Linked DNA regions of Homo sapiens: region 1 is linked to region 2. Evidence: read pairs that join two places in POLR2A ChIA-PET (ENCODE). Cell type or tissue: Panc1. All regions are shown on one strand. Each heading gives the region's core, and the rest is flanking DNA. Links, peaks and the distances in the headings are about the cores only.

What was found. ChIA-PET counts read pairs that join two places held together with the same protein. Peaks named below come from ENCODE experiments on the same cell type or tissue, not always from the same donor. Only the 100,000 strongest peaks of a DNase experiment are listed, where the experiment ranks them.
Region 1: POLR2A ChIA-PET joins it to region 2 with 27 read pairs; 4 of 35 experiments call an interaction of 5 or more read pairs at or near these places.

Annotation. Positions count from the first base shown.
Region 1 is chr7:100,369,720-100,372,622 of GRCh38, reverse strand. It overlaps a transcript of PILRA not described here. Among named protein-coding and RNA genes, the nearest start is that of PILRA, 2.3 kb to the left of the region's middle. RefSeq lists an enhancer at 1,468-2,219. In Panc1, for the core only: no CTCF peak of the experiment used is centred there; no DNase peak of the experiment used is centred there.
Region 2 is chr7:100,231,800-100,234,702 of GRCh38, reverse strand. It overlaps the pseudogene CASTOR3P. Among named protein-coding and RNA genes, the nearest start is that of PVRIG, 13 kb to the right of the region's middle. In Panc1, for the core only: no CTCF peak of the experiment used is centred there; no DNase peak of the experiment used is centred there.

The DNA.
Region 1 (2,903 bases), core at 133-2,632, 140 kb before region 2:
TCAGAGCAACACCCACCCCACACACAGTCCTGGGCCCATCTCTAACGGGGATCTGCCGGCCTTTGCCCGGGGGTGGTCACTGGAGCAGGGAGCTTTGGTGGTGCACAGGGCTCCCTCCGTAGGAGGCTCTGCCCACCCTCTCCAGGGTGAGGTGGCATCAGTTGAGGGGCCGTGGGGGAAGACAGGATTTCATCAGAGGAAGTGACATCAGCCTTCTTGAGACAGAAGCAGGCAGGGACGGGCCTCCCTTCTCTTAGTCTCTTCCCTGGTCCTAGTAGGCTCCTCTGTGCTTCCCAGGGCCAGCCAGGCCGGCCCGCCCTCCCTCCCTTTACAGGCCTGAGGAAACAGGTTCCCCATGCTCAGGAAACCCCTCCGTCTGAGCCAGGCCCTAAACACCTCATTCTCTGCTTCACAACATTCTGAGGTGACACATTATCTCCATTCAACCCACAGGGAAACTGAGGGACGGGGGCTTTGGGCTGAACTGGTCACAGCTGGAAAGATGGGCTGCAGAGAGGACAAGGGACCCCCTGGCTGTCTGGGCAGGGCCTCGAGAGGGTGGCCCGCCCCACCTGAGGACCTGGCTGAAAGGTCACCTGCTTACCAGGCTGTCCAATGTGGGGGCCACATAGAACTTATAGCCAACAGCCTCTGGGTAGCTCTGGAGGGCACATGCTGCCCAATGCTGCCACGTGCAGTCTCCTTAGATGCAACATGCATGTTTATGTCACTTTCAGGCCCTGGATCCAGCTGAACCCCCATGGGAGATTCCTTCTGTGTCAGGATTTCTGCTCTGGGATGGTGTGAGGTCTCCTGGATTTGTTCATCCTCCCTCCCCCAACAGCAGTGACAGAACCTGGGACTGAGCCTGGGGCTGTGGCTCTCTCACAGACAGGGCTTCTGAGAGGAGGAGGAGGGCCTGGAGGAGGGCATGATTCCAATGTGGGCAGAGCCTAAATGCAGCCCCTTAGTGCAGGTGCTCATGGGAGAGGCGTGGGAAGTCGTGTGTGGGGAGCAGGGGCAGGGAGGGGGTAAGTACCCTGCACCGCATTATGAGAACCACTGCTTGGATGTCCCCACATTCCCCCAACAAGTATCCTACTGTCCTCACTGGCCACATCCGTCCCTGCCCCCAGCCCCTCACCTCTCCTTGGCACCCACCGTTCCTGCTTTCCTCTGATCCCAATCGACATCCCATAGGCTTTGTGGAGTTCACAAGCCAACTGTAATATTCTCACAGTAATTCAAAGGACCTAGAATAGCCAAAAGGCCTTTACAAATGAAGAATGAAGGTGGAAGATTTATAATACCTGACTTCAAGACTTGCTGTAAAGCTTCTGTAATCAGGCTGTACTGTCCTCAAGGTACTAGAGTGTCCACAGACTGGAGTGTAGGGACGCGATCACCATCACTCCTGGGCTGAAGCAATTTGCTGACCTCAGCCTCCCAAGTAGTGAAGACCACAGGCACACACCACCACACACGGCTAATTTTTTTTTTTTTTTGAGAGATGGGGTCTCACTATGTTGTCTAGGCTGGTCTCAAGTTCCTGGGCTTAAGCAATCCTCCTGCCTCGGCCTCCCTCAGTGCTGGGATGACAGGTGTGAGCCACCTCACCAAGCCCCACTGGATTGCTGATATTCTGGCATCTTGGACCTCCAAGAGCAGAGAGAGGGACTGCCCCTGCCAGAGCCAGCCAGTTGTTAGAGCTAGCAAATGACCCCTCTGAGAGTGTCCCTTTTTTTTTCTGAAACAGTCTCACTCTGCTGCCAGGCTGGAGTGCAGTGGCACGGTCTCGGCTCACTGCAACCTCCACCCCTGGGTTCAAGCGATTCTCCTGCCTCAGCCTCCCAAGTTGCTGGGATTACAAGTGCGTGCCACCATGCCCAACTAATTTTTGTATTTTTAATAGAGACGGGGTTTCACCACGTTGGCCAAGATGGTCTCCATCTCCTGACCTTGTGATCTGCCCACCTCGGCCTCCCAAAGTGCTGGGATTACAGGCTTGAGCCACGGCTCCTGGCTGAGTGTGCCTTTCATATGCAAACCAGCTAATCCAGGGCCCCAACACTGAACCAGCTCTTCTAGCTGCCTCTCACCCTTCAGAAGGCAGTATTTCTCTGCCTTCATCATCCTGGGCCAGACACCAAATAACAAATGACAGCCTCTAATCCCCAGAGCCTGCTAACGTTATTCTAACTAGCCAATCCTAAACCTGCATACCCTTCCTTGCCTTTTCCAGGGAAAGCATAACAAAGGGTCTCACCCCTGTGTTCCCTTGGCTTCCTCTACTCCCTGAGGGACCCTGGTGCTTTCCCAAGTGGCCCTGCATGGCTGTGTCTCTCGTTTCTGGGGATCTGTGAGGATACACTGCTTCCCTTATGACCCTCATTTCCATGGCCATACCTGATGGAAAGAAATGGCAGGTGCATTTTGTTTTATTATTATTATTATTTTGAGACGGAGTCTCACTCTGTCGCCCAGGCTGCAGTGCAGTGGCACCATCTCGGCTCACTGCAACCTCTGCCTCCCAGGTTCAAGCGATTCTCCTGCCTCAGCCTCCCGAGTAACTGGGACTACAGGTGCCCACCACTATGCTCACCTAATTTTTGTAGTTTTAGCAGAGATGGGGTTTCACCATGTTGGCCAGGCTGGTCTTGAACTCCTTACCTCAGGTGATCCACCTGCCTAGGCCTCCCAAAGTTGCTGAGATTACAGGCATGAACCACCGCGCCCTGCCAGCAGGTGCATTTGATTTATTTTTATTTTTTGAGACGGAGTCTCGCTCTGTCACCCAGGCTGGAGTGCAATGGTACAATCTCGGCTCACTGCAACTTCCACTTCCTGAGTTCAAGTGATTCTCCTGCCTCAGCCTCCTGAGTAGCTGGGATTACAGGCACGTG
Region 2 (2,903 bases), core at 171-2,670:
CACCTGGGTTACTTGTGGGCTTCTTTCTGTCCTGGCTCCCCTCAATGGGTGGGGATGCAGAGCCCATGCCTGGCTTTGTGCTTGAGAGCCGGAACACCAGATAAGCGGCCAGGGGTCAGTTTCCTGCAAGCCTCTGCCTGTGCACGCTTGGACTTGCCATCTCTGCTTGCAATACTCTCTAGGGTGCAGTGGGGGTGCGGTTCTGGCTAAATGGGGAACAGGGACACGGGGGTTGAGGGGGTGATGACCCCCATCACCCAAGGACCAAAAGCCTTGAAGCCCAGCCTGAGAGCGGCCTGGACACAGACTTGGGCACCAAAACCATGCCCAGGACTGAGGCCAGCAGGGTCACAGTTCTGGTCCCTGTTTTTGGGGAACAGATGGTCTCGTTTTGGGGGTAGATGAGCAACATACCTCCCCGGCTGAGCGGTGCTATCAGAGGTGATGTGAGGTGGGGCAGAGATCCATGTCCCAAAAATGTCACGGATGGCCGCATTCCTCTCTCTTTAGGGATGGAAAGTTAACCAAGGGCTGGGCTGTCAGTCAGCTGGTGGGAATTAGGCATTTTTGTGACTTGGAGCTCCAGAGTTGCTGAGGAGGAGCCCAAGACAATGGGAGGGGAGATGGGAACAGACACCTAGAGGTTACAGTGGCAGGGCCATGGAAAAGACGGCTCCTCTGCCTGACCCACACTGGAGCCACCCTTTGGCCACTTCTTCCCTCCAAGAAAACTTGGGATCTCGGGCCCTCAGGCCTGGACACAATCATAGGGGCTGACTGGCTCAGAGGTCCCCAAAGATTGCGGGGGTACAGTGGGGACAATCAGCATCTCTGTGCCTCTCCTGAGTGAGAACTGAGTAGGGGGACATGAAGGGAGAGATAAACAACTTACCCGCGGTCACCCAGCAGCCTGGGGCTGGAACTCTGGGTAAACTGAGACATCATCCCCGGGGCACGGGTGGGCAGCTGCCCCAGGGGACCTGCCTGGACTAATGAGATATTCTGTGTCTGTCTGTCCATCCATCCAGGTGCAAGTTCTTCAGTCTGACTGAGACACCAGAGGATTACACTATCATTGTCGATGAGGAAGGATTCCTAGGTAAGTGCTTCTCTCCCTAGGGGCTCGGCTGGACCATGCCCCGAAGTCAGGGCTGGCTACCCACCTCCTTATTTCTGTCCCCAACCCACCTCCTTATTTCTGCCCCCACCTACCTTCTTATTTCTGCCCCCATCTGCTGGTCAGCTAGAAAAACAGCAGAGTGTATTTCCTTCTCTCCCTGGGTTCTGGAGGGTCCCCTCCCCTCCTGCTCTTGAGATCGCCCTAGGAAAGACTCCTGAGTAGTAAGTAGGTATGGCACTACTCAGCTGAGAATTAGATCAACCCAGAAGAAAAGGAACATGTTTCACTGAAACCTGCAAAGTGCTTTAGAACATCTTCAGTCGGGCGCAGTGGCTCATGCTTTTAGTCTCAACACTTTGGGAGGCTAAGGTGGGAGGATCACTTGAGCCCAGGAGTTTGAGACCATAGTGAGACCCCGTCTCTACTAAAAAATTACTTTAAATTAACTGGACATGATGGCATGTTCCTGTGGTCCCAGCTACCTGAGAGACCGAGGCAGGAGGATCGTTTGAGCCCAGGAGTTGGAGGCTGCAGTGAGCTGTTATTGAACCACCGCTTTCCAGGCTGGAAGACAGAGCGAGACTCTATCTCTTAAAAATAAAAAAAATAAAAGTGTCTAGCTGGCAAGGGCACAGTTTAAGAGGACTTCCCAGAACTAAAGCAACACTTGAAGTGAACCCAGCTAAGAGTAAAGAGCCAGGCATGGTGGTGTATGCCTCTACTCCCAGCTACTTGGGAGGCTGAGGTGGGAGGATTGCTTAAACCCAGGAGTTTGAGACTGTAGTGTGCAATGATCACGCCTGTGAATAGCCACTGCACTCCAGCCTGGGCAACATAATAAGAACCTGGATTTTTTTTTTTGAGATGGAGTCTCACTCTGTCATCCAGGCTGGAGTGCAGTGATCTTGGCTCACTGCAACCTCCGCCTCCCAGGTTCAAGCCATTCTCCTGCCTCAGCCTCCCAAGTAGCTGGGATTACAGGTGCCCACCACCACACCTGGCTAATTTCTGTATTTTTTAGTAGAGATGGGGATTCACCCTGTTGGCCAGGCTGGTCTAGAACTCCTGACCTCAGGTGATCCACCCACCTCAGCCTCCCAAAGTGCTGGGATTACAGGCGTGAGCCGCCTCGCCTGGCCTGAGAACCTATTTCTTTTTTTTTTTTTTTTTTTTTTTTTGAGACGGAGTCTTGCTCTGTCACCCAGGCTAGAGTGCAGTGGCGCGATCTCAGCTCACTGCAAGCTACACCTCCCAGGTTCACGCTGTTCTCCTGCCTCAGTCTCCCGAGTAGCTGGGACTACAGGCGCCCACCACCATGCCCGGCTAATTTTTTGTATTTTTTAGTAGAGACGGGGTTTTACCGTGTTAACCAGGATGGTCTCAATCTCCTGACCTCGTGATCCACCTGCCTCGGCCTCCCAAAGTGCTGGGATTACAGGCGTGAGCCACTGCGCCCGGCCCTGAGAATCTATTTCTTAAAAAAAAATTAAAATTAAAATTAAGTGCCCCTCCCCACCCCGCCCCCTGCCAGGTGGAAAACATAATGGAGGGGCACTTTCCAGGCAGAGAGAACCCCATGTGTGTACAGCCACAGCTTGTAGTACTGGGGACACACTTGGCATCCCCAGGGAACTAGAGTGTGGGAAGAGAGAGAGGAGGACAGGGCTTGCCTGGAGGAGGAGGGATCAGGAAAGATTCCTCCATGTGGCTGCACACACATGGGCTTCTCTGCCTGGAAAGCACCCCTCCCTTCATGGTTTCTACCTGGCATGCAGGCACTTAA